Linked DNA regions of Homo sapiens: region 1 is linked to region 2. Evidence: chromatin loops called from intact Hi-C (ENCODE). Cell type or tissue: mammary epithelial cell. All regions are shown on one strand. Links, peaks and the distances in the headings refer to the core of each region. The heading gives the core; the rest is flanking DNA. Region 1 has its middle 23 kb from the start of TMPRSS11A. Region 2 overlaps TMPRSS11F (transmembrane serine protease 11F).

What was found. Hi-C counts contacts between places; a loop is a spot of excess contacts. Peaks named below come from ENCODE experiments on the same cell type or tissue, not always from the same donor. Only the 100,000 strongest peaks of a DNase experiment are listed, where the experiment ranks them.
Region 1: a loop joins it to region 2, with 2.6 times the contacts of the local background. A loop is called at or near these places in 6 of 110 quality-filtered maps.

What each region holds. Positions count from the first base shown.
Region 1 is chr4:67,978,705-67,994,614 of GRCh38, reverse strand. It overlaps the pseudogene TMPRSS11GP. Among named protein-coding and RNA genes, the nearest start is that of TMPRSS11A, 23 kb to the right of the region's middle. In mammary epithelial cell, for the core only: a CTCF peak has its summit at 6,006 (motif pointing left); a DNase peak (open chromatin) is centred at 5,904.
Region 2 is chr4:68,065,336-68,081,245 of GRCh38, reverse strand. TMPRSS11F (transmembrane serine protease 11F) reads left to right here. Exons shown (of 10, transcript NM_207407.2): 4 at 7,237-7,304; 5 at 8,760-8,923; 6 at 11,239-11,277; 7 at 12,427-12,628. LOC550113 (a long non-coding RNA gene) reads right to left here. Exons shown (of 3, transcript NR_046116.1): 3 at 8,013-8,141. It also overlaps the pseudogene LOC100420693. Among named protein-coding and RNA genes, the nearest start is that of TMPRSS11F, 57 kb to the left of the region's middle. In mammary epithelial cell, for the core only: a CTCF peak has its summit at 4,856 (motif pointing left); a DNase peak (open chromatin) is centred at 6,625.

The sequences.
Region 1 (15,910 bases), core at 2,547-10,546, 86 kb after region 2:
AGTAGTGTTCTATGCTGCTTTTCCTCAGGATTCACGGTTCCCAAAATAGCTGTGTCCTTTGTAAAGTAATGAAGATTTCCAAGTAAGGTTAAGGTAAGCTGTAGCATATTCTCCCAGGTGGTAAGAAATATTCTGGTTTTACAAAGATCACATCAAGTTAAAAAGCTTCTAACATTATTCCTTAACTGTGTGATCATGATAAGACTCCTAACCAGGTAAGCTTTAGTTTCCTCAACTGAAAAAGAGAATATTTATGTCTTTCTTTGGTGGCTGCTGCAAGGATTAAATAAGGTAGCAGAAGTAAACAAACCAAATATGGTACCTAGTAAATAGAAGCCACCCAATAAATGTAACTTGATTCTGAGCACTGTCATTCAGTCCAGAATCTTACAACTTCAAGACTTAGGTTTTATCACTGGTCCATTCTTTGTAAGACACAATTAACTATCATGGCAGCAATGTAGAAGTTCTTCATCTATTTATTTTTTCTTTCTTTCAGGTCCCTTTCCCAATATGCTACGGGAAGTTGAGGTAGAGATCATAAGTAATGATATATGTAATCAAGTTCATGTGTATGTATCATCAGGAATGATATGTGCTGGATTCTTGTCAGGAAAACTAGATGCCTGTAAGGTAAGAATAGGTTCAAATCCACAAAAATGACTGTTTAGTAGGAATGGCCTTACTGACTGTAGAACAATATCACTTCACATGACTGCATGAAATTAACCTGTGGAGGAGATTGTAAAATGAGGGAGTGGAATAATCATAAGACATAATTCTCATTTAACACCCTATTGAGGAGAACTATCCCCAAATCATGGTCACCAGCTACAAATTAGGACTCTCATTAGAGAAACATACTGGAAGCGGATAGTAGAAACCAAGTCAGTAAGCCATACAATCATTGCTTCAAGCCACAATCATAACAACAGTTAGGTATCTAATCACTACTAATTGCAAGGCACTGCAAGATGGGACCTGCAGCTACATCTATGGCCAGTGAAGCAGCGTCCCACAGGTCCCACAGGTCCCACAGGTACCTAAATACTTCCAGACATAATTATGCTATTAGAAACAAAACAAAAAAGTACATATTTATCTACATTTGTTCTTAGTAAAGTGTTACCTCACAGATCACATTTAGAAACTAATTAAATAAATAATATAAGCATTAAACATTTTAGGAGAATATAAGTTTTAAATTCTGGCTATGTAAAGGACTAAAAATAAGCCAATAAAATAATAAAAGTTTTAACTTGTAGCATTTGAAACTGGGAACAGTTTAGTGATTTTTTGAAGAATTAAGAATGGCTTTGAGAATTTGATATATATGTGCACTTTTCTTATATGCAAAGGCGCCGCTGTTGAGCTGCCATTGGCTGTCTGTCATGTGATGGTAATAAATATTCACTTATTCATTCCACTTTTTGTCAACTGCAAGATACTGTAGCAGTTACTGAAGGAAACATAAGCATTTGTTAAAATCACAATGAATCCACAATGAATTTACAATCTAATAATATAGCACACAAATAATTAAAACAAACAAATGAAAGGCGAGGGTTTGGCTACATGTTCTAGAATACATGGTCTCCCTCCACTCACTTCCCTTCATGGGGGAAGGAGAAGTAATGTGGGTGGTCCAAGATATAACTAGATCACATGGTTTAAAAGAGAAACACAAATAAATCTATGTAAAAGCAGATCTCTCTTTCCACTGGTTCATATACCCTTGCTTCCTTTCGCTGCTAGCATAGTAAAATACCAAGGACCTAAATTAGGATATGGGCCTAAGGAAAAGGAACTAAGGAGGACTTCTTTTGGTAGACCAAGGTTTTCACACTCTGTCCACCGACACTGTAGGAGATCAAGAAGTATGTCAAGAAAATGGAAGGGAAGGGAGCTAAAGGCAAGGCACAAGACTCTAGAAGCCCATGTCTTCTTCAAACAGAATTTTTTCTCTTGTTTAAAGACTCTATAATGACTTCCACATAGTGTTCTTTTGAATGAATAGGTACATTGTTAAAAGATCAATTTAAAATCATTTGTCTAAACCAAGGTTTAAAGATAAGAGGGAAGTCCTCATGACTTTAGACCAGTCCACTAGGGCTAGGGATTCCACCTTAGTTTGGGAGCAGAATATTTTCAGCAATAAATAGCGCATATTTGCATGGTGTGCCCTTTGCATATGTTGCTCCTCTCAAACCTACTGAGACATAGTGATATGATATCCAGGACACTTTCCTGTCAATTAATGTGAGTGGAACAAGATGAGATTCAAATTCACAGCCAGAGACTCCCTCTAGCTAACAGAAACAATGATGCAAGAGACACTAGGCATGAATCTGGGAGAGGCTTATGGACGAGATGACTTGTTTGTTGAGTCTTGAAGTTATCATTTATGTAAGACATAGAACATAGTCCTGTGTCTTAGTTAAGCTTTCCTAGTCTCATGCCTAGTGTCACAGAATTTAGTTTTGCTCTGTCTAAACTAACACTAAAAATTTTAGACAGCAAAACTAAAAATTTTACAAGGATAAACCTGAAATCTTAGCTTTATTCACATTACCTTCTACCTGAAGGCATTAACAGGGAGTAAGTAATAAGCTCAATTATCATATTAACACTAATGGTAAGTAAAATAGAATGATTTTACATATTTCAATCCAAAGTGTTAGTTTATTAGACATTCAGATGCCAACTAACCCATTTCTGACATCCCTTTATTTATTACATTGACCGTATTGTTTTCTTCTTCTTTTCCAGGGTGATTCTGGAGGTCCTCTGGTTATTGCACGTGATAGAAATGCCTGGTACCTTGTTGGAATAGTAAGCTGGGGAATAGACTGTGGAAAATAAAACAAGCCAGGACTTTATACCGAAGTGACTCATTATTGGGACTGGATTAAATCTAAAACTAACATCTAATGCAACAATCATCTCAAATCCAAATTATAAATGTCATGTGTGGTCTCTAGAAAAAGTGTGTTTAGCGTGTGCCACCATGTGTATTATCATCAAGTTCAAAATCCAAAAAAGTGTGATCTGATGACTTTCCCCTTAAACATGAAGAAGGCAGGCTTGCTTTCACATCATCTGAAGTGTTTTGCTCCTGTGAGCACAGAAGATATTTCAACTACACAAAGATCTACCATTGCTGCTAAGTGTCTCTGATTTATTCATTTTTCTTTTCCTAAGACATACAATATTCCTTTCAGAGTGAGCCAGCAGTTTAATCAGATAAGTACCAATTGGCTAAGCATTCTCTACTTTTTCGCTGAAATGGCACACTTCCTGTACCTGATGGCTCCACAGCTTTAGTCTCTCTTGTCAAATATTCCCCATTAAGAATGTGTGGGTTCACTGGACTAGATAAGTCAAGGTTATTAATTTTCACCAACATTAACACAAATGATGGAAGGGACACTAGGCATGAAACTAGGACTTAAGAGATGACACTACTGTGAATCTATTCCCCTTTGCCCTGAGATGTGCATTTAACTTTTCTTAGAAACTTGAAAAAGATTGACATTTATATTTACACTCAGTAATGTATATTTTAGTCTCTTTAAACAATTACACTGATGTTTATTTTGGAGCAATTAATCCCTGGATCAGGCAGCAAGAGAACTGGCAATATTGCTTTGTACAGGATTCTGCTCTGAACTATGTAAAAATGCCTTTATGTACTCATAAATTAAAGGCAGCCTTTTTGGCATTTTTAAGTTGAAAGGAAAAAAGGCAAGGATTCAATGAGAAAGAGCTACTTTCAGTTTCATCTTTAAAATGAGAGACGTTTCAATCTTTGTGTAAACTTTTCACTTTTTAAATTATCTTAATGTATTATTTAAACAATTTTCAACAAACTTCAGAACAGTTAAGGGATCTGCAGAATGGGAAATCAATATAAATTAGATACTTATAAACAACTTACATGAGAAGCCATTATAAAATTAGACATTCACAAACAATTTGATAAGATTTTGGTAAAGACCTTATTGTGTAATATTTACATTTACTAGAAAAAGGTGGCCAGCATTTTTTTTGCAGATTACTATTTATAGAAAATATTTAGATATTCAAGAAAACATCTTTTGAATTGCTTAATTATTATGTTAAAGTCATTTTTATATGTATTTAATTGCATATTTTGTACATGATTGTGGACTAGTATTTAACAAAACTCACACTTACTCTGAGTGTCTAAACCTTTATTCCCACCTCCCTTTTAAAATTAATTTAGTTAGTGAGATAATTGCTGTGCTAACATCTTTTGAGGGGTTTTGAGTCTCTCTTGCTCCACATAATAGGATATTGTGTATGTTTATATATATATATATATATGTATATATATATATATATATATGGCAACAAACTCAAATTCATCTGTTTGAGTCATCACTACAATGCAGGATTTCTCAATCTCAGTGCTATTGACATTTTGTCACAGTTAATTCTTTATTGGGGGAGGGGAAGGGATTGTCCTATGTATTGTGATATTATCAACATTCATTAACTCTACATACTAGGTTCCAGTAGTACTCCCCTACCAAGTTGCAACCCAAAAGTTACTGCAGACATTGCCAAATGTCCCTAGGGGAGCAAAATCACCCCCAGTTAAGAAATACTGCTATGGGATCAATAGTAATAGGAAAAAAAAAATCACTGTTAAAAACCATGCGCTCACAATTTCCTTACATGAGTTTGGAAAATTTTTTCTTCTCTCTCTTTTGTAATACTGATGCATTGAAAACGCTAGGGAAAAAAAAGCCTAGTATGACCACACTCATATTTATACCATCCTAGCCAAATTAGGATCATCTGGAAACTGATCTTCCTGATTAGAGAAAGTTAGAGAAAGAAGACTGTTTGAAGGCTGAGCTCCTACAGGCAAATATACATGAATATATAGGGAGTTATCTGTCAAATGCCTAAATCTTGAATAATTGCACCAAGTGTTCTCTGTTTAATATCTTCAGAATGCGTAGACAGACACTATTCAAAAAGGGGGCTTATGTATTCAGCTTTCAGCCCATCATCATCCATTAACACTTAACAGTGGAGCATACAGAATTGCATAACATCACTAAGCACTAAAAGCTACACTATCCAATGTGCGAGCCACTAGCCAGATGAAGCTATTTAGATTAAAATAAAATAAAATAAAATGTATTTCCTCATACGGATCACATTTTGTCATTACTGTCATACTAATCACATTTTAAGCACAAAATAGTCACATGGGCTTAGTGGCTTCTATTTTGGGCAGCACAGATATAGAACATTTCCATCATTAAAAAAAAGTTGTATTGGACATCACTGACCTAAAATATTCAAGGCGCCGACTTACCTAATTACTTATTCATCCAACAAGCATTTCTTAAACCTCTATGTGTCAGATACTGAGTATTCTAGCCGTTGAATATACAATCGTATGTAAGTCTCCTTTCTCAAAACCACATAAAGTGTTTTTGATAGCTGCTGTCTAAAGTAGCATACTCTTTTGGGCCTGTGTTTGGCCAAGCATAGCATTATTTTTAGACCCTTCTTCCTCTAGTGGCGCCAGTCCACTAGTGGAAAAGGGGCCACCAGAGACTCATAGTTGAGGCTGAAATGGTCAGAAACTGGATTTTCAACTGACCTTAGAAAAAGATGAAATAACTTCTCTAATTAATAGGATATTAAAGAATCAAAAAGAGGTTTTGTTGTTTTTTAAATCAAGAGAGTATTTCTTCTAAGCCAGGAAGATATGCTAATGGCAACCAAGGGAGAGTAACAACTGATGGAAGAGCATCAGAATGACTTAGTCACACAGATTAAAAACCACGCAGATTAAAAACCACAGATGACTATTTAAGCAAGCAGCCAACCCAAATACAACAAGAATTGGATTGCATAATCCATTAATGTCATTTTATTGTAGTTAAATCAAGCAAATGTGGAAATAGCAGGTCACTAGGACTCACGTTGTTCAGGAGAAGCAATAAAGTTTGACCAAATGTGTTACAGTGTGCTGCCATCTGCTGGTCCGTGTTATTTATTTATTTATTTATTTTTTAGACGGAGTCTCTCTCTTTCGCCCAGGCCGGACTACAGTGGCGCTATCTCGGCTCACTGCAAGCTCTGCCTCCCGGGTTCATGCCATTCTCCTGCCTCAGCCTCCTGAGTAGCTGGGATTACAGGCGCCCGCCACCGCGCCCCGCTAATTTTTTGTATTTTTAGTAGAGATGGGGTTTCACCTTGTTAGCCAAGATGGTTTCGATCTCCTGATCTCGTGATCCGCCCGCCTCGGCATCCCAAAGTGCTGGGATTACAGGCGTGAGCCACCGCGCCCGGCCCCTGGTCCATGTTATTTTAAAAATATATTTTATTTTACAGTTCACCCTTGAACAACATGGATTTGAACTGCACTGGACCTGTATTAGTCTGTTCTCATGCTCCAATAAAGACATACCCCAGACTGGGTAATTTATAAAGGAAAGAGGTTTAATGGACTCACAGTTCCACATGGCTGGGGGCCTCAAAATCATGGTGGAAGGCAAGGAGGAACAAAGGCACGTGTTACATGGTGGCAGGCTAGAGAGCTTGTGCAGGGGAACTGCCCTTTATAAAACCATCAGGTCTCATGAGACTTATTCGCTACCATGAGAACAGCATGGAAAAGATCTGCCCCCATGATTCAATTACTTCCCACTGGGTCCATCCACGACACGTGGGTATTATAGGAACTACAATTCAAGATGAGATTTGGGTGGGGACAGAGCCAAACCATATCAGGGCTACTTATATGTGGATTTTTTTCCACAGCTGGCACCCCTGAGACAGTAAGACCAATCCCTTCTCTTCTTCCTCCTCCTCAGCCTGCTCAATGGGAAGACAATGAGAAGGAAGACCTTTATGATGATCCACTTCCACATAATGAATAGTAAATATATTGTTTCTTCCTTAAGATTTTAATAACATTTTCTTTTCTCTTATTGTATTGTGAGAATACAGTATATAATACACATAACATAAAATATATATGTCAGTCAACTCTTTGTCTTATCAAAAAGGCTTCCATTCAACAGTAGGCTATGCATAGTTAAGTTTTGAGAGAGTCGCGAGTTATACATGAATTTTTGACTATGTGGGGCCATCAACCCTAACCCCCATGTTGTCCAAGGGTCAACTGTAATTCAAGCTACAAAGTTATGTGAGCTATTTCCCAACAAAGAAAATTCTAACAATCTCTCCCTGATTTTCTCCTAAGCAAATCAAAGTTTAAACTTCTATATATCCGTTTACATTATTTACATTTATACAAACATGAATAAATATATCTATTCACTAATGAAGGACTTATTAAATAAATAAATATATATCTTCACTAACAAATGATTTATACACTTTTCATTTCAAAAATAAGATCATTTGGTAAGTACATACATATGCACACACACATAGGCTTTCATGTCTATAAAAATGGTGTACTAGCATAGGACACTTGTTCCTTTCTCCAAATCAACCCTAGACACACTACAGATGAAAGAAGTAAACCTGGATTCTAGGCCAGAACTAGGAGACTGGAGCTAACTTGAACTAGATAGAGTGTGTAGGGAGGTAGGTGGCTGAAGTCTAGAGTAGAATGAGAGGATAGTTAAGAGAAAGGCTTTTTAAGTTTTTCTCTTACATCTCCCAACACCATGTTTTGCCCTACATTGCTTTGAGACAATGTTTACCTTCTTATCATACCAGAAATTAGTCTTAGCAATTCAGACCACCAATTTTGAAAGGACAGGAGAAAAAGCCTGCTGAGGAGAGAAGTTTCTGGAAAAGGTAGCACTAATTAGCTGCTTTCAGGTACTGTCTTCTCACCTTACCCTCCACATCTCCAGGGCTGTTGCATTAAAATTAAAAGAACCTTCTTCCTTCTAGTGCTGCTTCACTCTTAAGAATTTGTCAGTGAAATTCCCACTGGAAAAGTCAACTGATAGAAAGTCAATGAGTGAGAATGATCAATAATAGGTTTTGTGGGCTCTGGGACTCTCTACCCTAGGATTCATCCCCAATCTGTTCCTTAAATTCACTTTGACTGACACAAGTAAACACCTGCCCTTTGACCCTTCCATAGCCCATGCTGCCTGATAAAGCAGCTGATGCTCCTGGAGAAACATGAAATCATAGTCTAAAATAAATAAACTCCAAATGGTACAACTTCTTCAGAAGAAAGACAATAGACAAGAAAACATATAGCCTCTGAAACAGAAGCATTAGTATAAACAAAGGATGTAAAATACATATTATATCAGTATTTAAAGATATAAGGGAAGATATGAGCTATTTGTCATTGCTCACATTAATCATCTGAAACAAGAAGAAGCATGCATAAAAACAGAATGAAAATATTAGACATGGAAAATATAAGAGTTGAAATACAAAAGCACAGTTGATTAGATAGATAATAGGATAGTTATGACGGAAAAATAAATTGATGAATTGCAAGTTCAAATTGAAGAACTCTCTCAGAAAGGAAGAAGGGAAGGATAAAAATATAAAAATAAATTTTAAAAAATTAGAGATATGAAAGATAGAGAAGTAGAGATGCCAATATCCCAATTACAAGATTCTCAAATGCAGAAAAAAATTAAAAATTGAGATGAGGAAATATTTTAAAAACTAATGAAGATAAGATTTTAATAATAAAAGAAAATTTTAAAACTGTATATAAAAAAGGCTTATAGAGTTCCAAATAGAAGAAATAAGGAAAAACCCATACCTTGATATGTTAAAGTGGATTTTAAATTAAAAACATTATAAAAGCTACCAGAGAGAAAAAGCAGTTCACCTATAAAGAAACAAGAAGCATAGGACATCAGTTTTCTCAGCAGCAATACTGGATATGAGATGTCACTGAAGTAATATTTTTAAAGTATTAAAGGAAAGGAACTATATACCTAGAATCTCAAATCCAGGACATAATTGGGCCCCATAAATCTTCACACTTAACAGGAGCTATAATGATGCTATATGTCTCCGGTATCAGTATCAACTCAGATCCTGTTTCTAATAGTTTTTGAAATATCTGGGTATTCCCTTTGCCTTTTGTATAGTCACCCAGTAAGTAAAAAGTTATAGGTCCCTTTGGAGAAGCACTTAGGGAATCATCACTGTATATAATTATCATGGTGTAACAGGGTTCTTCCTCCTAGGGACTTGGCCACCTCTTCAGCCAATGGATTCTGGATCTGAAAATTGCCTCAAGTCTAAGAACTAAGAAAGGGATCATGGCTTTCTATTGGGGTGATCACCTAGAGCCTCCTGATCTTCCATTTTTGCATTTTTTCTTCTTTGGTTGTAGATGTTAATCAGCATGCTGGCTAGCTGCCTGTTTATTTTCCCCTAAAAACACCATACTTTTTGAACTGTCTCCACAATTCTTTGTGGGAAAAACTTCCATAGCTGTCCCTCCAACCTTGCCATTTGTTAAAGCTCACTGTGGGTTCCTGGCTTTGGCAGTTTAGCACTGACACTTTGCATCTATTACTTCAGGATTCCATCATCCCTATGGACAATCTCAGGACTGTAGGTGCTTCCCTTATTGCAGCCTCCATCTGCAACGAGAGCCATCATTGAACTTCTTAGTTATTCTCAAGCTCCTCTCACCAGCTCATTTGTAGTGACTTTCATAAATGATATGTCCTCTGGGCTTCCTGATGAAACACATGCCCTGGTGGGTCTTCTGGCCTCACATAATATATCCATTTTGACATGCCCACTTCCCTCAGCCTCTTTATTTCTTTCTCCGCTGTCTTCTAAGGCAACTGGGACACTTCATCTGTATTCAATCCTGGATATGGCTTCTTCCAGGATGCTAAGAGCCACCCTAGCAGGTTTGCTCCTTGGGTTTTTGCTAGGTTGTCAAATTCCATGTCTTGAGAAAGTGCTCCTAAGTCAATGAATTCTTACTTATCCAGTCTTTCATTCACCCCTCCATGATCAACCACCCTCAAAACCTAATGTCAGGAGCCAATAGATACGCACCAGTTCTTACAGTTCTTTAGTACATAGTCTCTTTTTCTATCTTTTCAAGCCCAGCATGTTACTAGCTGAGCCATTGGCCTGGTTGTCAGTTGAGGAGGTAAGAATATCTCTTGAGGAGCACCTGTTGCCTTGTGGGTGAAACAGCTCTATAGCATCTTTCAGCAGGGGAGAAGAGCTGGCTCTTACTAAGGAGACAGTGATTACTTCTATAAACTCTGAGGTTTCAGGGAGTCTGCAGAACCAACATCCCGAAAGACATCAATCCAGTTGACCCATCTTATATTTCAAGTTCCTGGGTTTTCCCAATTAGGACCCTGACCAAAGCATAGCCGATCAGCTTTGACTAAGCATTCAAACTCTGGGTATCTAACTATTAGATCTTTAGCCTGCTGCTTGGCTGTGTCTACTCTTCCTCTGCATGAAATAAAAGCTTTTTTGTAACTGGTTCTCATGCTTAGCCTTTAACATATTTTAAATGGCCTTCAGTTTCTCCTTATCCCTATGTAGGACAACAATGCAATTTAACAGTAACTAGCCAACTCCAATATCTTTGTAAGAGGCATTCTTCCCTCCTATCTTTCAGCTGTCTGAACTATTACCTGCAATGGTGTCCCCTCTATCAGGAAGCACCAAAAAGTTTTCCCGGGCTACTGCTGGTGAAATCTTTAACAATGCACCTGCCACCTTATGCCTGGGATTATCTGTGCCCTGCAGCCATTCAGCATGGCATCCTCTGCCCAACACACACTGAGGTGAGCTAATCAGTTCCAGATTTTCTAAGACCACTCTATCAGACCTCAAGATGGAATCTGAGGTGCAAGATAATTATTAAGGAAAACATATGTGAAGAAAAAAGTATGCTTGTTGGAAGAGTCATAAAGACACTTCAGAATGCCATGCAGCTCTGATCCTTGTGTAGTACAGAAGGACGTAAAAACAGTTGGGTAGGAAGAGTTCCACATTGCAGTGCAGTTTTAAGAAGATTTGGCCAAGCCTTTGGGGAGTCCTTACGTCAAAGTTACTCATCAAAGGAATTCCACATCTCCCAGAAATGGGCTTACCTTAAAAACCCTCCTGTGCTTAGTCACAGGCTGGGAGGAGCTCATGGGAAATGTGGCTGCAGTGTGAGTGCAGCTTTGGGCTCAAAGCACAGCAGTTGAGCCACCTGTCAATAATATTCTAAGAGACACATTTTCAGGATCACCACAACAATAGAACCTTACCTAAAACTATGCACAAAGGCAGACTCCAAAAATGGATTAGAGACCTAAGTAAGAAGGGAAAAACTGATCATGTTAATATTAAAAAAGGAAGAATATCTTTGCAACATAGGATAAGGAATAGATTGTTACAGCAAAACATAGAAAGTATTAAATGTAAGGCAAAAATAAGACATATTTGACTATTTCTGTTATGCAACTAACAAACTAACATTAAGGATAGAATTGAGGAAGATACTTAAAATATCTAAAACTGACAATGTACTGATATCTACAATATACAAAATAACCTTGCAAATCAACTAGGAAAACAGTAATCTCAGTAGAAACAGGAGTAAAGCACATGAAAAGGAAATTTACAAAAACAAAAAGCTAGCAAGCATATAAAAATGCTCAAATAACTAGTATTCAGAGAAATATAATTAAAACAAAACTAAGGCATCACTTTATACCTAATAAACCAAGGGAGTAAGTTGAGTGTAGGCAAGGATGTGGAACCTTCACAGAATGCTAGTAGTAGCAGTACATTTTAGTCGAATTACACAAACGTATGCTCTATGACCCAGGAATTCTGCAACACCCAATATCATGTACTAAGTCACTTTCAGATTGTATTCCAGTACATTTTCTTCAGATTAGACTAGAATCAATGATGTATCTTTGTATTTAATTGTTGAAGGAAGAAGAGAGGTTTCCTCACCCTGAATAAACATCTCAAGGTTGTTGGAGTAGGGAGTAAAGAATTACCTTAGCATTCTTTCCAAAATATCCAACATAATTTCATTTCTCAGAGTTGTAGGCAATATAAACAGACAGGTTTTGAACACTAAACTTTTAATGTAAATAAATCTCATATTTATAATAAATACTTGTAACTAACTGCACTAACTGGCACTCACAGAGATCCAGGAGTTTTGCATGTTCCATACCCAGGAATTATGGCAAGGTGAGAGATCCACACATGCATTCCCCTAGGAAGGGGTGAATACAGGGAGCCAAGTGGCATGGTTCTGCAGGCCCCACTCCCACGGCACCTCACAAGTTAAGACCCACTGGCTTGGAATTCGAGCTGGCCAGCAGCAGCCAGCTGGAGACTGCCTGAGATGGACTATTCCCCTGCAGATCGTGGCCAGACAGATTCTTTAAGAGGGACTGGGAACCATCCCTCCTTACTGTGCGGGGCCTCCCTGTGGGAATTTCAGCAACTCCAGCCAGGTTTATATGTACAGAACTCTGAGGTCTCTCTGAAATGGAGCCCCAGGGGAAGGTCAGCTGCCATCTCTGTGGTTCAGCTGACTTCAACTTTCCAGGCTGCCAGCTCTGGAGAGGCTAGGCAGTTAGTGCAGCAAACCTGCTCTGCCAAGGAGCAGCCAGACTGTTTCTTTAAGCAGGTCTCTGATCTATTTCCTCCTGACTCGGTGAGACCTCCCAACATGGGTCTCCAGACACCTCCAACAGGAGCATTCAGCTGGCATCAGGTTGGTGCCCCCCTCGGATGGAGCTGCCAGAGGAAGGAGCAGTCTTCAATCTTTGCTCTTTTGCAGCCTTTACTAGTGATACCTTCAGGTGTGGGAGGGACCAAGGCAACTAGGGTCTGGAGTATATAAAAATACAAAAATTAGCTGGGCATGGTGGCACGTGCCTGTAGTCCCAGCTACTCAGGAGGCTGAGGTAGGAGAATTGCTTGAACTGGGGAGGCAGAGGTTGCAGTGAGCCGAGATTGTGCCACTGCACTCCACACTGGTGACAGAGTGAGACTCCATCTCCAAAAAAAACCCAAAACCCAAAACCCAAAAACCAAACAAACAGAAAGCAACAACAACAATATCAACAGAAAAGATCTCACAAAAATTCTATTTAATGGTCAGCAACCTCAAAGATCGAAGGTAGATAAGCCCACAAAGATGAGAAAAATATGACACAAAAATGCTGAAAACTAAAAAAGCCAGAGTGCTGCTTCTCCTCCAGATGACCACAACACTTCTACAGCAAGGGCACAGAAATGGGCTGAGGCTAAGATGGCTAAATTGACAGAAGTAGTCTTCAGAAGGTGAGTAATAACCAACTTCACTTAGCTAAAGGAGCATGTTCTAACCCAATGCAAAGAAGCTAAGAATAATAATAAAATAATACAGGAGGTGATAACAAAAATAGCCACTTTAAAAAGGAACATAATGAACCTGATGGACACAATACATGAACTACACTATGCAATCACAAGTTTCAGTGGCAGAATGACAAAGTTGAGGAAAGAATCTCAGAGCTTGAAGACTAGCTTTCTGAGATAAGACAGGCAGACAAGAATAGAGAAAAAAGAATGAAAAGAAATAAACAAAAACTGCAAAAAATAAGGGATTATGTAAAACAAAGGACTGAACCTACAACTAATTGGGGTACCTGAAAGAGACAGGGAGAACAGAACCAAGTGGGCAAACATACTTCAGGATATCATCTAGGAGAACTTCCCCAACCTAGAAGGACAGGCCAACATTCAAATTCAGGAAAGCCAGAGAACCCCAGTAAGATATTCGATGAGAAGATCAACCCAAGACACAATCATCAGATTCACCAAGGTCGAAATGAAAGAAAAAATGTTAAGTGCAGCCAGAAAGAAAGGCCAGGTCACCTAAAAAGGGAAGTCCATCAGACTAACGGCGGACCTCTGAGCAGAAACCCTGTAAGCCGGGAGAGATTGGAGACCAATATTCAACAGTATTAAAGAAAAAAAATCCAACCCAGAATTTCATGTCCTGCTAAACTAAGCTTCATAAGCGAAGGAGAAGTAGAATTCTTTTCAGGCAAGCAAACATTGAGGGAATTCATCACCATTAGGCCTTCCTGGCAAAAGCTCCAGAAGAAAGCACTAAATATGGAAAGGAAAAACCATGACCAGCCACTACAAAAACACATTGAACTACACAGACCAGTGACACTGTGAAATAACCACATACACAAGTCTGCAAAATAAACAGCTAACATCATGATGACAGGATAAAATTCACAAATAACAACATTAACCTTAAATGTAAACGGGCTAAATGCCCCATTTAAAAGACACAGAATGGCAAGCTGGATAGAGTCAAGAAAAAGCAGTATGCTCTCTTCAAGAGACCCATCTCACATGCAAAGACACACATAGACTCAAAATAAAGGGATGAAGGAAAATTTACCAAACAAATGGAAAATAGAAAAAAGCAGGGGTTTCAATCCCAGTTTCTGACAAAACAGACTTTAAGCCAACAAAGATCAGAAAAGACAAAGGACATTACGTAATGGTAAAGGATTCAATTCAACAAGAAGAGCTAACTATCCTAAATATATATGCACCCAAAATAGGAGCACCCAGATTCATAAAGCAAATCCTTAGAGACCTACAAAGAGACTTAGACTCCCACACAATAATAGTAGAGTTTATCACCCCACTGACAACATTAGACAGATAATTGAGACAGAAAATTAACAAAGATATTCAGGACCTGAACTCAGCGCTGGGTCAAGTGAACCTGATAGATATCTACAGAACTCTCCACACACACACACACACACACACACACACACACACACACACACACACAAAACCAGAATATACATTCATCTAATCACCACATGGCACTTACACTAAAATTGATCACATAATCAGAAGTAAAGCACTCCTCAGCAAATGAAAAATAAATGAAATCATAACAGTCTCTCAGACCACAGCACAATCAAATGAAAGCTCGAGATTAAGAAACTCACTCAAAACCTCACAATTATATGAAAATTGAACAATCTGCTCCTGAATGACTCCTAGATAAATAATGAAATTAAGGCAGAAATCAAGAAGTTCTTTGAAACCTTTGAGTACCAAGTCACAACATACCAGAATCTCTGGGACACAGTTAAAGCAGTGTTAAGAGGGAAATTTATAACACTAAAATATCCACATCAAAAACCTAGAAAGATCTTAAATCAACAACCTAACATCACGACTAAAAGAAATAGAGAATCAGCCATGTGTATTTGCTCACACCTGTAATCCCTGCACTTTGGGAGGCCAAGGCAGGCAAACCACTTGAGGTCAGGAGTTGGAGACCATGTTTTCACCAATACAGTGAAACCCCATCTGTACTAAAAATTAAAACAAAAAAATTTAGCTGTGTTTGGTGGCATGCACCTGTAATTCCAGCTACTCGGGAGGCTGAGGCAGGAAAATCACTTTAACCTGGGAGGCAGAGGTTGCAGTGAGCAGAGATTGTGCCACTGCACTCCAGCCTGAGTGACAGAGTAAGACTCCATCTCAATAAAAAAAAAAAAAATAGAGAACCAAGAGCAAACAATCCCAAAGCTAACAGAAGATAAGAAATAACCAAGATCAGAGCAAAACTGAAGGCAATAGAGACACAAAGAAAACCCACAAAAAAATCAGTAAGTCCAGGGGCTGTGTTTTTGAAAAAAATAATAAAATAGATCACTAGCTAGACCAATAAAGAAGAAAAGAGAGAATAATCAAATAGACACAATCAGAAATGATAAGGGGGATATTACCACTGACCCTTAGAAATATGACCATCAGAGAATACTATAAATATCTCTATGGACATAAACTACAAACTCCAGAAGAAATGAATAAATTCCTGGACACATACACCCTCCTAAGACTGAATCAGGAAGAAGTTGAGTCA
Region 2 (15,910 bases), core at 3,244-11,243:
TGACTCCCATCCACTATGCAGAATTTTCAGTATCAAAAGGCTACAGATATTGACTCCAAAACTTTCTAGTCTCATTTCTTAATAATAGCTTCTCACTGAAACCATCTTTACTGGGCTCTTTATATTCTAAAACTACAACAACTAGCTTGAGGGACTATGTTTTAAAAGGACATCTTAAAAATATTTCTTTTTTCATTCTTCGTTCCCCTCTATTTTAAGAGATTAACATTTGCAATACAAAAACTTCTTTAGAGACAAAAAATATTACATTTAAAAACACTTTTTCTTTTAAGTTTATTGAATCTTTTCCTGGCTGTTAGCTAAAAACCTTATCTAAAACTTGGGGATGTGTGATGACAGAACTTCCAAAGAATAGACATTGAAATAGATGCATAGCGGAGCATTATCTAGTACCAATTAATTTATTTTTGTATAGGTTATATTCCAAAACACAGAACTTATGACTGGGGGATCTTGATTAAATAATTTATTAATCAAGATCTTTCAGAAAAAAATTCATAAGGAAGTGAGGACAGCAGGAAAGGGCAAAGGAAGAAGCTAGATAAAAATGTAGTTTCACAAATGTAGCCTCAGCATGATTTCTCTGGGAGATCTGGAGCTTAGATTAATCACGGAGGTGATTCTTCCCAGAAATTAGAGGGTTGGGTTGTTTGTCTTAGACCAGTGGATCTGCCCAGGGAAGGTGGAGCATAGCCTACCAGACATTACTAAACAAGGTGCTCAGGTCAGACAAGGACAATTCTCTGGAGAAGTGCAGGTGTGAACTGTTATCAGTCAATTCTCGAAGCTGGGGTATGGGTACACCTCCCCACTCAGTGCAATTTGGATAGAGAACAAATATCTACTACAATTCTTTTCTCACAACTCATTATCATTTAAGTAATTTCAGCTTCTTAAATAAATTTCATAAGAAAGAAGGAAAAGTTTATTTGCTTGATCAGTGACTGCAAGCAATAACTCCCCATTGGCCTAGGCCTCCAGATAATCCAACTCATGATCCTGGCTTTGCTTTGTTTCCTTCTGTGGCTCTGTAAGTGATTTCATCCATTCCCATAATAGGAGTTCAGAAGAAGAAAAATCCTTTTGAGTCAGCAGGAAGCTTTCCTGGAGAGGAAAGAGGAAAAGAATCAGTTTTGTTGGTGTTTTTGCCCTCTGCTGGCACATATTCCCTTGACAGTAACAGGAAATTTGCATAACCTGCCTGATTATTTTCATGGGTGAACCTCAAAAGGGATTCCCTACCTGGCATACAGTAACTACTGATCTTCCTTGAGGACTTAATCTGCATTTAGTTCACAACCAAAGGAAAGATGTGAGCTCAGACTTGCCAAAAACAGTACCTGGGTGGTATGAAGCTAATTAGTTAGAGCCATAAGTATTGTTTCAAATATGTTATTTTGTTTTTTAATGCTGGAGTTCAAACCAAAGACTACAATTGGTATCTGATTTTAGGGTGAAGTTTTTTCCCCCATTTTACCATGAGCACACTATCTTGTTTCATATAGAATAATCTCTAGTAAAATGATCTATTCTTAGGTTTGAACTGTAAAAAGGGAAAGGATACAATTAGTTTTTGTAGTTTGGATCACATTAAAAGCATTATATTACTGAGTTTCCAACAGAAAAAAGTAAATATGAGTTAAACTTTCCAGAAACTAGTTATAACAATCATTAGGTATCTGAGGAGGAATAGTTCCCCTACCCCTGTTAAACTTAGAAGCAGTAAACAATCTCTGAAGAGATTATCTCTTAGGAGATTTATATTCAGGAAATAAAAGATGCCTTTGAGGGCTTCTTTAAGGGTTTCTTTCACCATGACCTTCCTACCTGCCTGTCTCCCACCAACTTTAACATCTGCTTCAAATATGTAATTAATTCAAGGTTGTCAAAGTCACTTAATGCGCTTAACACAAGATCTAAAGATGGCTTCCCTGGGTTCATATTACAGAGCCACCACTTCCTGTGCCACCTTAGACAAGATTATATATCCTGAGTCTCAGTTTCTTCATCTATCAAATGGAGCTGATGAGAATGATACTTTTCCTCCTAAGGTAGTGTGAGTTTTAAACAAAAGAATCAGTCCAATGCCTGCCATGCAGTATGGAATTAATACTTGTAAGCTTTTAGTAAAGGTCACACCAGTATTGTACTATACCAGAATATGCCATTTTTTAAATAGAGGTTGATGCATTGGGGGACTATGGTTTGTTAATATCACATTTTAGTTTGAATTGAATCTTGATATTTTCTTATACTCTAATATAATAAGACTCCTAATCCTTCCCCAAAGTGTCATATGTACACAGTTCAGAATTTCAAAGGACATTAATCAGATGTGCTAGAGATACAAAAATCACCTTTTCTCCCTGTTCCCTGAGTGATGGAAATAAAATGGGCTCAGAGAAGCTTAGTGAAATTGTAAGTGTCATGACTCAGAACTGATCCAAACCTGAGGAATGACCCAAATATGTGAGGTCACTACTGGGGCCTCCTGGGTCCCACCTTTCTGCAGATAACCACAGATTTCTACTTTCACTTGGCAACACAATTTGCAGATAAAACAATGTGTTACCATCTTCTTCCCTTTACCATATTGTTGATTCTTAATTCATTAATTCAGTTATTCATTCACTCATTTATTTGTCAAACATGGCTTGTGTGTTTACTGTGGGCCAGACAATGTGTGGAACATTGGATATATAAACATAAATCACACTCCCTGCCTTACCACAGTTCATAGTGTAGAGTGAGAGAGACACTATTGTAAACCAGTGTGATAATTGCTATTAATGTAATAAAATCATATTCAAGATGACAAGGTGGCCCAAATAAAGGAGTGTTCAACTTTGAGGAGGGCAAGTTAGAGCTAACTTAATTGTCATTAGAGTTTCTCAAGTAAGGTAAGGTTGTAATTGAAGAAATTTGCCAGGGGGGAAAAAAGTTGTAGGAAGAGGAAAATGAATGTACACAGTCACAGAGGTGTGAACCAGCCTACTGTGATTAGGAAAGGCAATTAAATCAGTAGATAAGAGGTTTTGGCCCCTCTCCAGCTGGACCAGGATCAGGGGAGGGGTTACAAAAGAGTTAAGCAGGTGGGAGTAAGGGTGGGATGGGGGTTGCCAAAGGCCAGGGGACCATCCACCGCTTCCTGGGAGGGCTGTGCCTGTAGTGGGTTTGTTAGTGGGCAGGGCAGGGCAGGGCAGGTCAGCCCAGCCTCCTGTCTCCGCTTCCGTCTTCCATCTCCCAACGTGCTCATCCTGGCTGCCACGGAACCCTCTCCACTCAATGGCATGGAGCCCTGGCTACCATCTGGGATGGCGTGGAGTCTGCCGGCACACCGCCCACTACCTAAGGTGCTAGGCTGCAGGAGCTGGCAGCCCTTGCTCAAAGCCTGGTGTTCCTTGCACAGTTGATGATCTTTCTTATTTGCATCATCCATCTCATATTCTGTGGATATCTGGGCAGTCAAGTTGAGTAGTGTTACACTTGTGAATCGTACTGGTACTTCAGTTACAACTGGATTAGCCTCCCCTTGTGACAAGCTAATGTCCCAATCCTTTGTAGGCAAGAACCTAAAATGTGTGGGGACCATACTTCAAAGAGGAATCCTTATCTTGATGCTGTGCTGTTTTCCTTGCTGGGCCATCTTTCTCAATACTGACAGCATCTTCCTGCTCTTAAGTGGATCCTGACATCACCAGGATGGCCCAAATTTATGTGATGATTTTCATTCTTGCTCTTCCAGCAGCATTCCTGTTCTGGCTGCAGAGGAGATATTTACAAAAGTCAGGGCATCAACTTGCCTTAAGTTATCACTGGAATCACAGAGAATGCAGTCTATGTGGGCCTTAATGCACTCTTGCTTGTAGACTGTGGAACTTAGAGGGTTAGAATCTGCCTGGGCCAACATCACTTCCCAGTTCTTCCTTTCTGCACTTCTTTTCCTCTACATGTGGTGGAAAAACAAATTCATATCAATACTTGGGGAGGTTGGACTAGGGACTTTTCCCAGGAGTGGGGCTCCTACATCCAGCTGGCTATCCCAGTATGCTCATGGTATATATTGAGTGACAGACTGTTTTAATTGGAACCCTTCTTGCAGGACTGATTAATGTGACAGAGCTGGAAGCTCAGGGCATCATCATCTGTGAACTGGCCTTTGTAGTCTACATGGTTGCCCCCTGGCTTTGGTGTGGCAGCCTGCGTATGAGTGGGTAATGCTGTGGGAACAAGGAATCATGAGCAGGCTTGGTGTTCCCACTTTACTGTTCTCCTGTGTGCCAGTGTGTGTACACTTGCAGCAAGTGTTTTACTGTTGTTTTGAAGGGTGTGGTTGCCTATGTATTTACCATTGACAACGATATTATTTCCCTTTGTGAGCCAAGTGATGCCTGTTTTTGCTCGTCTTCATCTATTTGATGCACTTGCAGGTACCTTTGGTGGAGTCATGAGAGGCACAGGAAAATGGAAGATTGGTGCTATCTTGACTGCCATTGGTTATGGGAAAACCTTTTTTCTTTTCCCATGGGAGTATCTCTGATGTTTGCTGCTAAACTTGGGATAATAGGACTCTGGTCTGGATTGAGCGTGTCTTTCAAAACCTTTTCTCTTTAGTGTACATCTTGAGAATAAACTAGAGTAGAGTTGCAGAGCAGGCACAGGTTTGAACTAGTCTAAAAGGGTACAAAGAGACTATAGCTACCCCAATAGAGCTACCTATCCCAGAAAGAGAAGTAACCGATGGAGTGATTTTGCCTGATATTGTCAGACCAGAGTGCCAGATCACACAACTAATGGAAGAAAACACCCAATATGCAGTGCCCTCTGTTGGGGATGTTTTGACATTGAGACAGTTGATTTTCTATTGTGGAATAGCTTTAGCTGTTGCTATTGCTATCCTTTTAGCAGGAATTTTAATAACAGTTTTCAATGACTATAGTTAAAGCAGAAAAATTATCACCAGCCTTCAACTAGAAATGGTAATTATATGCCTTATATTAAGCATGGAAGGCGACCTTGTTATTTGGACAGTGGTTTTACTCTCAACTCTGGGTGGAAAGGTGATGTCTCCATGGTTATTCTGAGAAACTGTGTTATTTTAATGGAAATCAAGAAAGGAGGTATAACTTTAAGCAAACTTTTGTCTGTTAACTGTAACATAATTTCTAAGTATGTAAATTTGATTTTTCCTGCTGTAAGTGTTCTTTATTCTTTTTTTTTTTTCTTTTTTTGGAGACAGAGTCTCACTCTGTTGCCCAGGCTGGAGTGCAGTGGCCTAATCTTGGCTCACTGCAAGCTCCGCCTCCCAGGTTCAGGCCATTCTTCTGCTTCAGCCTCCCGAGTAGCTGGGACTACAGGCGCCTACCACCATGGCCAGCTAATTTTTGTATTTTTAGTAGAGACGGGGTGTCACCTTGTTAGCCAGGATGGTCTCGATCTCCTGACCTCATGATCCACCCGCCTTGGCCTCCCAGAGTGCTGGGATTACAGGTGTGAGCCACCGCACCCAGCCTATTCTTTCTTATGTTGAATATCTTTCTTCTTCCAGGAAAATGGTTCATTGTCCTATAAACTGTTATTGGTGACCTAGTTTTCTTTTATTTCTCTTAATGTGCTTAATCTTGTCACTGAGTATATATTAAGTACCTGTTCAAGTCCTGTCTAGGATATTGCCATACAAGCTTTTACAAAATAAACACCTTAAAATGAAAGAGAGAGAGAGAGACAGACAGAGAGAGAGACTTTGAAGGTAGGGATGGGGCAAAGTAGGGGCCAATGAAGGGGTAAGATTGTGTTGAAGGAAATATTGAACTTGAGGCAGGGTCTAATATACTCAGGTTTGCATTTTAAAGATATCATCCTGGTTGCAGTATTCGGAGGGAACAACTGAGGGGACAGAAGATAGGGTAGAACCACATCAACATGCCATGAGGAGGCTGCTGCAAAGGCCCAAATACAAGTTTCTAAGGAGCTGATTTGAGACCATAGCAATGAGATTGAATCAAGGAAAGTGGATTTAACATTTAGGAGGTAAAGTCTACTGGGCATTATTACTACATTAGAAGAGTCAGGGAGAGGAAGGAATCTTGTGGGGAGGGAGACTTTCCCTACTCTGACAGGATGTAGAAATTGGGGGCAAAATTTACCATGGAAATAGATCTTATGTAAACTTACATTGACCTGTTATTCCGACTGATAACTCTCAGCCCAGTGCTTTTTAAAAAAATTTTTTAATCTATTTATTATTTATTTTGAGACCAGATTATGACTCTGGCTGATTTTTGTATTTTTGGTAGAAATGGAGTTTGCCATGTTGCCCAGGCTCATCTGGAACTCCTGGGCTAAAGCAATCTATCCACCTTGGCCTCCCAAAGTGCTTGGATTACAGGCGTGAGCCACTGCACCCTGCTAGCCCAGTGCTTTTTTGACAAAAAGGCAGTGCCTCAATAGCCAGCTGGAATCAGAACCCTTTATGAAATCAGTTTCCTGAATACTGAAAAATTTCCAATGGCTTAGACTGGGAAAGCTAAGTAATGAAATGCTGATGGTATAAGAGTGTGGTGAAACTTATTCCCAAGCATAGTACCAGTTGTGAAATCCTGTCTCTCATAGAGATGACTAACAAGTGAGGGTGTCAGAGTCACATGGCAGAAGTCATTTCAAGTCATGTCAAATGGTCTAGTGATGACATAATCATTTAAGAAATCAACAAATTCTATCAATACTGGATGAGATGCCATATTTGGGATGAGTGCAGCAAACAAGGTAAGCTTTCTTAGAAATAGGGATGCTGTCTTAAAAAATAGCATGTACTTTTAATTTACTTGACAGTATTTAAAACTATCATCAATAGCTTAGTAGATACCAGACAAGGTGTAAAATATGTGACATAATTTCACTTAATTCTCAAATCAACTGTATAAGGCAGATATTGTTGTTATCCCATTTTACAGAGGCTTAGCAAAGTTGAACAATTTTGTTGTGGTTATTTGGTTCCACAAAGATTAGACCCCAGGTTTAGTCTTACAACTGTCAGTGTACCCATTAACATGACTGGGAATAAGCTGAAAATCTTTTTTATTTTTATTTTTTTGCCCAAGTCTCTAGATAAGACAAGGAATAACACTTTTCTTAAGACTAATACTTCTTTTAAAAAATTATTTTTTTATTTTACTTTTAAGTTCTGAAGACTAATACTTATTTTTTAAAAATCAGATGTCTAGGATATTTCGACATTCTTCTGTAGGCGGTCGATTTATCAAATCTCATGTTATCAAATTAAGGTATGTAAATTTGGTTTATAATTTCAAGTTAATACTGTTAAGATGAGGTATTTGATGAACCTAATTGCTTAGCTGCCCTGAGCAAGTCTTTACAGCAACACAGAGATTTCATAAATCTTGAGCAGCCCAAGGTTTCCTACTTATTTCCCAATCACAATAGAAAGTCGTAAGGTGCTTTGTGACAAGAAAATCTCAGCTATTGGATACAAAAAGAGGAAACAAACACAAGAAACAGGGGAATGACACAGTTAACATTCCCTCTTCCCCCCGTCTCTTAAGCTAGGGGCTAAGTAGAACTTAACGTCTTTTTCATTTTCCTCATTTTAAGCCTACTCCACCAGAAGACAATGACTTTCTCCACAGTAAAGTGTTTCTTTCATGACAGTGCATGTTTATTGTTAGTTTAAAATGGCTTTTCATGTCTTTCCTTTTTCTCTTGCACTTCTTTCTTTCATACCTTCTTGACTTTTTCCTTTCTCCTTTCCACTTTTCTCTCCTCCCTCTCTCCTTCTTTCCCTTTCTCCTTTTCTTCCTTCCTTCTTTTCTTTTATCTCTCAAATTAAATTCATTCTGAAAAGATTTCTTGAGGCTTTTTAACCCTGCACATCACAATTTAAATTTATATATTTGAACTGTTTATCAAATGATTCTCTTTTATAACTGCTTTCTTTAATCATTTATCTATTAACAGACCACCAGACCCCAAAATGTCAGTGCTTTAATATAGTAAAGGTTTATTTCCTTTTTATGGTACAGTCCAAAGAGTCAGAAGTTGGGGCAAGGGTGTGGGTGCCAATCAAGATTATGAAATGAAATTGCCCACTGGATCTTCTGCATCTGGTTGGCAGACAAGGGAAGAGTGAGAGCAAGGAAAATGCCATGAGAGGTTTTATTAGAAGCCAGACCTGGAAGTGGGGAACATTATTTCTTTCCATATTTCATTGGCCAGATTCATTAGAAAGTTTCAGTAAACCTCAGGAAAGCCCAGGAAATGGAATCTACCTCTATGCTCAGGAGACAAAGGAAACTAGGTTTGGTAAACAAAAGGATCCTCCCTGTCACACCACTTCTAAAGAATAATGACATTAGTTACAGCTTTTGTTCAAAATGCCTTAAAAAGCAAGCCTTTTAAGTATGTATAAAGCATGATTTCACCAACATCTCCGCCCGCAAACCCCTCTAAACTATGAGCTAAGTAAGGACAGTGAACAACTGTTTTCAGGTAGGTATTTTATCCAGTATTTCCAGAATGTTGTCTTTATTTCTTCTACAGTGCTTCCAACACTTCCTGGTTATTATACACTCATTTTTAATCTCTGTATCCAGAGATAATTTAAAAATCTGGTATGCACATGTATCATGCATTATGTTTTTTAAGTTTAATGTGAGTCCTAATAAGTTAAAGTCATTAATGATTAGATAAATGCCATTTTTATCTGCTTTTTTGTTCTTCAGTCCAGATGAACAAGGTGTGGATATTCTTATAGTGCTCATATTTCGATACCCATCTACTGATAGTGCTGAACAAATCAAGAAAAAAATTGAAAAGGCTTTATATCAAAGTTTGAAGACCAAACAATTGTCTTTGACCATAAACAAACCATCATTTAGACTCACACGTAAGTCTTTTATTTTTATTTGCCACTTTTGTCATTCCCTCCTCTTACAACCCTCTTTAATTTTTGTAAGCAATATATATATATATATATATTTTTTTTTTGGAAGATATATATATATATATAAAATCTCAGCATGGAATAAAACTAAAATAAAATTCCACTATGAGGCAAAATTTAGTATTACAACTTTTTCTTTTTTCATATTTTACTAGGGCTTTTAATAAGCTTTCTAAACTTTTTTCCATATCATATGTTATTGGGTCCTTACAAAAGTTCCAAAGGGTAAGTATTACTTTCGCCATTTTACAGGTAAAGAAGCTGAGACTCAAGGAAGATGTGAGACATGGGATTAGCAAACCTTGGGGCTAGAATTAGACACAGGTATTGTGACTCACAGAGGTCTTTACAGATCATTTCTGGGGGTTATTTTTTACAGTATCAAAGAAAGACATCTTCATGAAGGTTTACCCCTGTAGGAAGAGCCAGTGACATGAACTGTAAAGAGGTTCTCTAGCTTGTTTCCAACTTAAAACTATTTTTCATCACTTCCTTATTTATTGCTCATGAATTGAAATAGGAAAGTTCTTGTTTTGTTTTCCTTCCAAAGCGGAAGAAAAGGAAGTTCAAAAAGTTTAGGAAACTAAAATTCAAACTACCTTACAGCTAGTTGGAACCCGAGCTGATTTCTATTCCAATATGTAATTGAAGGTAGTAAAATAATGCGTTTCAAATAAAATTTTAAATGTCAAGGGCAGGACCTGTGTCTTTTTATTTTCTTTCTCCTCCCTCAAACACTAGCATACATGTCACATGTGATAGATGTTCCAGCTCCTTTCATTGCTTCTTGTTATGTATTTCCAAGTTTAGTTACTTCTAATTTAATACAAAAAAAGATGGGAGAGGGGCTTGTATTTTGGACCCAAAAGACTTCTCCCTTCCCAATAGTCATGCATTTATTTAGGAAACAAGTTATCTAAAGTTAATTCTTTTGTTGTTAGAAATCAGGAAAGTTCTTTAAATATATTTTGAGATAGAATCCCCACAAATATTGTTACATTCTCAAGAAGTAATTAGAAATAAGGGAGAGTACGGTATCCACCTTGATTGTTAATCAATTATATTCCAAAGTAAAACAAAGTATTTTCCAGCATTCTATAAGTGGAAATCTCAATTCCTGATGATATAACTGTGCCTAAGCCACAATCATATATCCTAAAGTAAAATATCCATTACAAAAGTGACATTATATTATGTTTACTGAGTTGTTACAGCTGTAGAGTTTCTTATTGTATAATTTATTAAAAAATTTTGGCATTGTTGGTTACATACAATGATTTTTTATGATACAAGTTGTTTTAATACCAAAATAACTAAATTCTCTGACCATGCTCAATAATGAAGATTTAACTGTGTATGTTTTCTTCTGCCACATACATGTATTTTGTTAAATAGACATATCCATGAAACCTCTAGTAGGAATTGGGGCTCGCATCCCTTTTTGGGGAGAAGTCAATGTTTCTAATAAAATCACTGTAATTCCCCATGTTCTCACTGACAAACAGAAAACCAATCACTAACCCAACAAACATCTAATGTAGCTGAGTTATAATGAAAATGAATGAATAAATTTGAAGGGAAAAAAGATGTCACAGAAGGGAAACATAAAATGAAGTGAAAGTTTGTGTATGGCTGGAGTCTCTGGACTGGTTGTATGTGAAAGAACTTCATGCCTCTAGTGCCTGCTGCCTGAGCCACAACCATCCAAGCCATTCACAAGAGAGAATCCTCAGGGAGACAAGGTTATCAACCTGCATTGACTAAATTCCTAGTCTGTTAGATCAGGGCCTTGAAATTGGGCCCTCAGGGGTCTGTGATGCATTTAGCTCCATAGAGCTACCATTTCTGACTGGCCATTAGGAATATGCCTAAACCATATAGGTTGGTAAACACCAACTGTGATGGGAATTGGAGGTTGCTGCCTCAGATTATACTGGAGCCCCCAAAGAAAGCAGTCAGGGACATTTATCTTTATTTATTATTTCCTAATTTCCTAATTTCTGTTTCTTTTTCCTGAGCAAAATCAGGAAATAAAATGCTCTCTGATTTAATTTTAAATTAAATTACACAATTTGGACCAAAAATAAAATCAGAGTAAAGGGTTATTTATATATGACTTGATTATGAAAAATCTCATATTCTCTTGAAATATGTATGCTTTAGATAATTCACATTTCTATTAATGACCAGTTGAACAACACAACATGAAAATGGGAATATATTCTTCTGCCAACTAATTCATGTTTTGCTTATTCCAGCTATTGACAGCAAAAAGATGAGGAATCTTCTCAACAGTCGTAAGTTCCAAAACCCACAATTAACTGTTTATTTCACAGTAAAAGATCATGAAAAAAGTTATAGAAAAGTTGGCAGTAAAGTTTACCAAGCTTTTTAAGACTCATTTTATATTTTTGTAAACCGAACACTTAGTCTTTTTATTATTTTTAGCATTTAAGTATTTAAATTTATAAATTTATACCAAATACAATTCTAAGTTTATATGACCTACGAGATGTGGTTAAAAACACCTTACATAATATTCTAGATATTATATTAATATTCATTATAAATAACTTTTAATATTATCTAACAATTCAAGAGAGTGTTTTAAACTGGTAACATTTAGGCTTTAATTTTTTTTTAATTTGCTTGCATTTTTATTGAAATATCTGTTATGTACATTCTCTTGCTCTTCCTGCCCTGCACCCCACATTCCAGCATTGGTACATAGTTAAGGTCTATTGTGGACAAACATGCCCATTAAAAATGTTGTAACACTTTAAGTTCTCTTTTAAGATTGACTTGAAATCTAGTCAATTGAGGGTTTGAAATCAGGGAAGAAGAATTTTTTTTTAAACTAGCCTTTCAAGTTTTAAAAGACCAAAAAGGTCGATAGTGTTTAAATCTGTTAAAATACAGGGCTTTGCAAACACAATAAATTGATTCTCTTTAGTCATTAGTTAAGGGAAAATCATGACCTACAGTTAGTATTGGGCTCTCTCTCAGTAATAAGGATACTGCTACTAGTTTTGGTGTGGATCCTCCTAATTTTGTATCCCACTCTGTCACTTACCAGCTGGGTGACCGCCAGCAATGTTCCCTCTTCAAGGCTTAATTTTCTCATCTAAAAGGTATGTTTCTATAAATACATCTAAGACACATAGCAGAGGATCTATACATTTTTGGTGCTCAATGAATTATCTATATATGCTTTATAAGGAGAGATAGAAGTTAATTCCTGGACTGAATGCCTTGAAATGTTAGTAAACATTTCTTCTGAACCTCAGTAGGATCAGCAAGACCTGTATCAAATAAGCTCAAAGGCTGAGTGCTATGAATGGTTCACATGGTAGCAGGGACAAAGGATTGTCTATAACCAAAGCAAATCAGAATATACTTTTTTCCTCCTTTTTATGAATATGAATGATCATGTATTTCTGTGGCAGGCTGTGGAATAAGGATGACATCTTCAAACATGCCATTACCAGCATCCTCTTCTACTCAAAGAATTGTCCAAGGAAGGGAAACAGCTATGGAAGGGGAATGGCCATGGCAGGCCAGCCTCCAGCTCATAGGGTCAGGCCATCAGTGTGGAGCCAGCCTCATCAGTAACACATGGCTGCTCACAGCAGCTCACTGCTTTTGGAAGTAAGTTAACCAAGGCTGCTGTGAGCCTTCTTTTCACAGTCCTCATCTGCCACTGATTTAGCGCATCAGAAGAGTCCAGTCTCTCCAGTTTAACCTTTGCTCCATTCAGGGTAGACCTAGCTGTCCCCTAAATGGATTATGCTTCCCCTATGCCCTATCTATGATGGTTAGTTTTTGTCATTTGTAGTTCTTACAGATTTTCCTCTATCATCATGACCCTAGTGCTGTCTTTCCTATTATATATTATATAAAATAATATGTAGATTATTTTAGTGTGAAGACTATTACACATGTAACAAGTTTAATCTCTTTTACATACTCAAGAAGAAAGTCAGCTACTTTTGTTTTTTTCCAATTAATCCCTCTAACTTTCCACTGTCAGCATTGCCATCACTTTACAAATAAGAAAAGAATCATAGGTATCCCTCTTGAAGTTCTCACTTCTCATTGCATTCTCTAGGAACCCTGCAGGCCTGTATGGTCCAGAAAAGTGTGTGGAAGGTGGGAGAGACCTGCTACCTTGTCTTACTCCCCTCACAGTATTCAAGACTGGTTATGTACAGCCCAGCAAAATCTCTCTGTTTGGGCTTTCATGGTTGTACCTCTTAAAACTCAGCTGTGTCACTTCATGTACAGAGACATACATAGGCACCCTACTGCCCCAAGAGGTCAGGAACACACCATCTTTCTTCCCTGAGGTTTTACCATCATGGTACAGAAAGCTTTTCCTTCTAAACTCTCAAAGACAAAACTCTAAATAAAGACCCTTTGCCTGGCCAGTGGCACTACTTCTGCACCCTGCACCTTATTAAAGGAGCCTATCCCTGGTGATTCTCAGAGGTGCTTTATCATCCTTCTAAGGGTAACATCCCAGATGGTTCCAAGATACTAAGGTGATTATCTGTTGCTTTTTCGCAGAAAAGAAGAGAAAAGGGACTCACTTATATATGTGTATTTACAACTACCGAAATAACTGGCATTATGCCTTATGGGCAAATTTGAGTCCCACTCACTTGTGAAGATTTTCTAATTTTTTCATATTCACACAGTCCTCCAATCTTTGCACTTCTGTTTTTGTGAGAGTGTCTTCCATTTTAGTTTATAACTGATCTCTCTTTATGTAAATTAAAAATAAACAAATCCAGAATTCCAACTTAATATTTAGTGAAGAATACAGGCTGTGGCGATTGAAATACTTGTTTCAGCAGGTCCAGTGCAGGCTCTGGGTACTCACAGACCTACATGGGAATTGCCCATTGAGCTTGATGAAGTAGAGATTACTAGTGACTTTGATAAAAGAAGTTTTTCTAATGTGATAGGGATGGGAATGATTCAATAGAAAATGGAAGGAGGATTAGATGCAGTAAATTTTTAAACTGCTTTTAAGAAGTTTTTAAATGAAAGGGATCAGACCAAATTTGACAGTTGAGGGAAGTTGTGAAGTTAAAGGAAAGATTTTTAAAAATATGGGAGACACATTATAGCATATTTTATGCTGATAATAATAATCCAAAAGAGTTGGGTAAAGTGATGATCCTAGAGAAAAAAAAGTGCAATTTAGAAGTGATATATTAATAATTTCATGTAATCACACAATGTGGTATACTGTTGTGAAGGAAAACTACGTGGTACTTTGAAGACAATATTGCATTATTCACATCTTTAATTTTTTTTTTTTTTTTTTGAGATGAAGTCTCGCTCTTTTGCCCAGGCCAGAGTGCAGTGGCACTATCTCAGCTCACTGCAAGCTCTGCCTCCCGGGTTCACGCCATTCTCCTGCCTCAGCCTCCCGAGTAGCTGGGACTACAAGCGCCCGCCACCGCGCCCAGCTAATTTTTTTATTTTTAGTAGTGACAGGGTTTCACCGTGTTAACCAGGATGGTCTCGATCTCCCGACCTCATGATCCGCCCGCCTCAGCCTCCCATAGTGCTGGGATTATAGGCGTGAACCACCGCGCCCGGCCTAAGTTTTTATAAATTTATTTTTTCTGCAGAAATAATGTATTTTCAAAATCATATTTAAGACAAACCTTAAAACCTTTATGTCTATGAAAAATGATTACAGTCTTTGTGAAACAGTGTGAGTGGGGAAAACATTCTTGAAAGGATGGAAAGAGACCAGAACCATCTCCTTTTGGCACTAACCAGCAGAGTGTCACTTACCTGCACAAATCACCGAACTTCTGGGTCTTAATTTTCGTATTCATAAAACATGTTAAATTGGCCTATCAGGTGAGGCTTCCTTTCTTATTGACAATGCATAAAGGAATGGGATAATTTTTATTCTCTATCTGATTCATTTGTAAACTCCTTAAGGCCTGAAGTCATATATGTCTTTGTATCTCTGAGAATTCTAGTATCTAGTGTCTAGTTTTCAAATGGATGCTTCAGTTAGTCCTAAGATTTCAGGTTTGAATAAAATCTTATCTTAATCTCTAAAGAAGTGAAATAGATGAGAGCAGAACCCCTCCCATCTCCCTGCTCTTTTTTTTTTTTTTTTTGAGACAGTCTTGCTCTGTCACCCAGGCTGGAGTTCAATGGTGTGATCTTGGCTTAATGCAACCTCCACCTCCCAGGTTCAACAAGCGATTCTCCTGCCTCAGCTTCCTGAGTAGTTGGTACTACAGGCACACACCGCCACACCCAGCTAATTTTTGTATTTTTAGTAGAAACGGGGTTTCACCATATTGGTCAGGCTGGTCTTGAACTCCTGACCTCATGGTCTACCCGCCTTGGCCTCCCAAAGTGCTGGGATTACAGGCATGAGCCACCACACCTGGCCTCTGCCTGCTCATTTTTAGGGCAGTGCAGCACTTAGGAAACCACTGATCTTTCAGGTTTTTTTTTTTTATTACATTTAAAGGTTGATGATTCACCAACATAGTAATCCTTTCTTCAACCATAGAATTTCAAGTTACTATATATTTCCAGTCACCCAGGATGAGGATAACTTTAAAAAGAAAGAACCAGGCTTTGGAGGACCATGAGGAAGTAAAGACATAATAGGACTAGCTAGAATTTGCTGGTGATATAAACCTTGTGGGAGAGAAAAGCATCTATGGGAGAGAAAAGCATCTATGTGAAAGGAGAACTGAAAGTCTAGTAAGAGGGACTGACCAGGCCAGATCCATGGGCGGTAGGAGCTGACTTTGAGTTAGGATTAGTTAGCCCTTGTATATCAAGGAGGGATATGGGCGTAGGGTAGAGAAAAAACCATGTGTATACATGAAGGTTTGCAAAGCAGACAAATTACGCTTCACTTCAACGATCACAGTAAAACCA